Regions from separate parts of the Homo sapiens genome. Here region 1 is linked to region 2. A link is a loop called in an ENCODE intact Hi-C map of the cell type or tissue named here. Cell type or tissue: sigmoid colon. All regions are shown on one strand.

Region 1 (2,500 bases), 260 kb after region 2:
CCCCATGATACAGCCAGAGACTACCACAACATTTTCTGATTCATGCTTGGAAATGGAACCTTTTTTACATCAATTACTAGAAGAAACAGTGTAACGTTTACCTGAACATCTCATCAACAACCCGGAATATGGCAGGGTGGCAGGCTGCTTGAGGCTGTAAAAGGAGAAGACCATGAGAATGTGAAATATCACAAGCACTTTCTCAGAAACTTGCTATTATCAGCCAAAGGAGTTACTGGGAACTGCTGATGTCCAGAAAACTGGCATACTCCTTTTGGTTAGAAGAACGAACCACTGCTGTACTGAAAACGCCCCACATACAAGTGCATACGGTGGTCTCCCTGGGCAGGGGTTACAGGCAGCTTATTCCTCTGTATACTCCTGTATGTCCCACATTTTCTATAAAAGCTCAGGCGATCCATAATACAGAATCAGTAAGTATTAGAGAAACTTTAAACATCCCTCTGCCCGCATGCCGTGGAGCCTGCCTGTACTGCCAGTTCTACTGAAGTGTGCCTGTGTGACCTCCTCAAATGGCTAGATGTGCCTCGAGGTCAGGCCCGTGCCTGCAGCCTGTTTATTCGGTAATGGGTACATAACAATTTAGAATTATTATTGGCAAACCAGTGACCACTACCACGCTGGACTAAATCACATCACATCTTAATGCACTTAACAGCTTGCGTTAAGATGAAAAGGGGGTTCATGAAGAAGAATAAAAGTTATCTAATTTCTCCTTGAATATTTCGGTGATGGGTTCTGATTATTTGAGTCTGCAGAAGCTGGCCTCCGGTAGCCCTGGGAGCTGGGGGGAGCTTCACTGGCCCAGTCCCTGGTTCCCTATCTTTTTGGCCAGAGCTCAAAGTATGAGATGATGCCAGATGAAAATGCCCATTTGTGTTCCAAAACAGATCCTTTATAGCAGGGTCCGTAACTTTCTCGGCACCAGGTACCGGTTTCTTGGAAGGCAATGTTTCCACAGACCGGGAGGGGGAGATGGTTTTGGGATGAAACGGTTGCTCCTCAGATCATCAGAGGACAACCCGATTCCAGGCATGCGCAGTCAGGATGGGGCTCTGGTTCCGTGGGAAGCGAAGCGCGGGGCTCTGACAGGGGCAGGTGCGGGCGGGAAGGCTAGGGGCTCCTCTCCGCTGTGCGCCCAGGGGGCGGGGACCCCTGCTTCACAGCAGCATTCACATGTTAGTGGATCAGGCGCTATTGGAAATTCAAGTCAGAGTGCATTTGATATGACTAGCTTTGGGAAACACTGTTCACAGGCCCCCGTCGGCAAGAAAAAAGGAGGCGCTCTGCTCCGGCCGTGCCCTGGATCACACTGAGGCAGGACCGCGCCTCCTCGCGGCCTCCCCGATGACATTGAGCCCGCGCCATCTAGCGTCCACTGGTCAGCACTGCTGGACCCGCCGGGCTCCAGGCAGGAGCTCTGCCACTTTTTCAGGACAGGATAAATCTCCTTTTAATTATTTCAAGATTTCTAATTTGCAAGTTAAAATGTCCTACTCTTTAAATAATCTATGCTCCCTCATCCTTCACTGATGTGCATTTTTATCTAAAAGGAACCAACTTGATATTCTTACAGATAAATTCATTATCTATGCAAGAAAATAATTTGGCAGGACCACCGTTCAAGAGAGGAGAGGCAGGTTATTTCGTGGCTTCGAACTTAGGCATGTCAGTTAATCTCCTGATGCCCAGTCTCACTGTAAATAATAAAAGTTATTAAGAGGTCACCGGATATAAGCACGGAAAATATAAAAGTTTCTATGTATTCATAATGAAAAAATAAAACAAGGGAAAAGCAACCGTATGTCTTGAAGAAATGTGATTCATCTAAGTTTGCCAGAGCAATTTTCAAAGTTTGTACAACAACATGCCTATTGAATAAGAGTGTTTAAGATCAAATAGCACTGTTATGTGCCCACAGGCAGACAGATAAGAGCTTGGAAATGCGTTGATAGAAAGTAAGATGAAACTTGAAAATGGTAAAATTAAATTTCTTTTTTCTAAATGGTCAAACTATCCCAGAGCCATTCTATAGGTTTGATGCTAGTAGAGAATCATTCAATACTAATTATAGGGATTTCCAAACAGCAAAGAAAATGATGATCAGATGTAGATTAGGGCTACTATGAAAACCACTGGGGGAGCAAGGAAGACAGCTCTTACTCAGTTTGTTAGAAGAGAGTGAGAGCTTAGATCTGCTCCTCTTCTGTGCGCTGTTTTCTAGCAAAATCGCTCAATCCAATGTTTTAAATGCCTGCTGGCTGTGTGGAATCTGCTTGTTCTTCCCCATACAGATGGACTCTCCTCTTAGATTTCTTTCTTTCCAAATATTTCAGACCCTTGGCTACTCTCAGCCTGCTTCCACAACCCATTTTAGCTTTTAAAACAGGTAAGAGGCCAGGAGGCAGGGGAACCTGCAGAAACAGCAACGGCAGAGATTTTGATTTGAAAACCAGTCTCCTTTTTTTTTTTTTTGAGA
Region 2 (2,500 bases):
ATTTTAATCTTCTTGGCCACAATAAATCTGACACATACCTCAAGCCAATGGCATGCTCATCTTGATATTTTGATCCCATTTCCTTTACCACAGAGATTGTCTGATTGAAGAAAGTAGCTCAGCATGTGCTGTTTTTGGTTTTACTAATGTTGGAGTGTCAGATTGGCATTCCAGCACACTTGAATTTCTGCAACCTCTTATCAACTTGATTGTTACAGACTTAAAAGTATTTTGCCTATCTGATATTTATTGGTACTGAAGTTTGGTTAATTTTTTTTTTCCTATCTTGCATCTCATTCATCAAAGTAACAAGAAATATGGGCTGGGCATGGTGGTTCACGCCTGTAATCCCAGCACTTTCAGAGGCTGAGGCCAGTGGATCACTTGAGCCCAGGAGTTTGAAACCAGCCTAGGCAACATGGCAAAACCCTGTCTCTATACAAAATACTAAAGTTAACCAGGCATGTTTGTGTGTGCTTGTAGTCCCAGCTACTCGGGAGGCTGAGGTGGGAGGATCATCTGAGCTTGGGGAGGTCGAAGCAGCAGTGAGCCCTGATTGTGCCACTGCACTCCAGCCTGGGCAACAGAGGGAGACCCTGTCTCAAAGAAGAAAAAAAAGACGAAATTTTCCTCCTAGTTTTTTCTAGCTCAGCAAGACACCTATAGGAAACATATGGTTCTAGAGTCAGCAAAAGTAGTGTCTAGAATTTCCGTGTCACTTTCCTCCCCCAGGTCTTTTTGGGATGAGTTTTTCTGGGTATATGAATAAGTGATCCTACAAGTGAGGCGTGTGTTTAAAATGGATCGATGGCAGGGCGAACCATCACGCACTCTGGCAGAGATCTAAACGGGGGCAGTAGTCATTCTTCAGTCGTGTTTTTCTTTTGGTTGGTTGGTTTTTAAAGGTCATCTGTCTAACCCCTCATTTTACAGAGGCGGAAACAGGCCAAGAAAGGTTGCCTTACATCGCTACTCAGAGAATTACATGGCAAAAATGGGCCCAAACCCGGGGCTCATGAGTGCATGTTCTCAGAACCCCTAGGAGGGATTTCAAAACCCAAGTCCCACATGATTCTGGATCATTAACTCAACAAGCAGCAGACATGCCTCTTTAAGGCAAAAGTTCTATGTTCCATCAGTGAGCTTCTCATACCACCGTGTCTCCTATATTCTTCAGTAAAAGACTTTAATATCTAAAACTCCTTTAACCTCAAATCCTGTTATCCCCAAATGAGGCAATAACTTACTCGGTGAGATGTGTGCACCATCCTGCTCAGTTTGTGAATGCTTCATTACATTTATATGGATGGTATATTTTCCAAGAGCTAGATAAAATATTTCCTCTTCTCAAGTAGCTGCCTACTCATTTGGAAAGAAAAGACGTGAAAGATGAACAAACAGCCATTAAGTGCAATCATTGGTGCCTTAAAACTTTAAGGAAAATAAAAATCACTGGAAGTCGGGGCAGTCACGGGAGGCATCCAGAGAGCTTTCTCACTCACAAGAGGGTTAAGGTCTTTACTGGCAGGTTAAGTAGCCAGGCAGGAAGATTTGTCAAAGAGGAACCCAGAGTCCAGGAGAGGCAATAAGGAAAGGAAATATATCCAGGGGCAGTGAAGTATAACACAAATAAATAGGTTGAGGCGGATAGCAGAGGAGCCGATGATCCAAAGAGAAGGCAACAAGGAAAGGGTGGGGAAAGGATATGAGGGGAAAAAAAACAGGGAGGAAAAAACTGAAAATGAATCACCTAATTAATGGGTGGGAATACTGGCTGATGGTTTCCAGGGGCATTGTTTCTAGTCCAGTTATCTGTCAGAAATGCTTTGGATTCATGGCCAAAGGAAATTTAGGAGAAACCTCCCAGATAAAATACTTGAATGCTTTCCCCAAGCTTCTATTTTTACTTGTCTTACTTCAAAGACTACGAAAGACAGTGTTATACCTTTTGACCAAGAATATAATTTGAAAGTCCTGATTCCAGAATTCTTTGGAATTAACAAATATGTGGTGTGGTCCTTATCTTATTATGTTGGGAAGCACCTGACATCTTTGGAGCCAGAGCATAACTTGATAAATAACAGTTGCATGAGTGGTTAGGAGATAACTCTGAGAAGGAGCTGGGGACTTTGCACAGATTCAAAGAAGAGACAGAAGAGGGAAACTGCTGCCTTCACATCATTTCTCCCTTCCTTTGTATCTGGTTTATTCATGAGAAATTATGAATCAACCTGAAGAATCTGAGCAGTTATTTGTAGACCTTAAAGAACAAATTTAGTTTCCTTTGGTTTATTATGTTTACATATTTAATATATTGATTGAACAAAGAGTGACCGAATGCTTAATATTTTTTCAAGCAACTTCTTTGATATGATATTGTCTTATTCTTTGTTTCATCAAGATGCTATACAAATTTTCAGGTAGTAGAAGTTTCAGTAAATGATATATATTGCTGACATGTTTAGTCAAGTTATAGCCACTACACACAGTAAAGTGAGAA

Evidence for each region. Hi-C counts contacts between places; a loop is a spot of excess contacts. Peaks named below come from ENCODE experiments on the same cell type or tissue, not always from the same donor. Only the 100,000 strongest peaks of a DNase experiment are listed, where the experiment ranks them.
Region 1: it touches region 2 in a loop (2.7-fold over the local background); 3 of 110 quality-filtered maps call a loop at or near these places.

The regions. Positions count from the first base shown.
Region 1 is chr9:95,126,428-95,128,927 of GRCh38, forward strand. It overlaps FANCC (FA complementation group C), which reads right to left. Exons shown (of 15, transcript NM_000136.3): 9 at 102-154. It also overlaps a transcript of AOPEP not described here. Among named protein-coding and RNA genes, the nearest start is that of MIR3074, 42 kb to the left of the region's middle. In sigmoid colon, a CTCF peak has its summit at 1,398 (motif pointing left); a DNase peak (open chromatin) is centred at 1,364; H3K4me3 peaks cover 633 bases; H3K27ac peaks cover 256 bases.
Region 2 is chr9:94,871,405-94,873,904 of GRCh38, forward strand. All of the region lies in intron 5 of AOPEP (aminopeptidase O (putative)), which reads left to right. Among named protein-coding and RNA genes, the nearest start is that of MIR2278, 63 kb to the left of the region's middle. RefSeq lists an enhancer at 333-832. In sigmoid colon, no CTCF peak of the experiment used is centred here; no DNase peak of the experiment used is centred here; H3K27ac peaks cover 738 bases.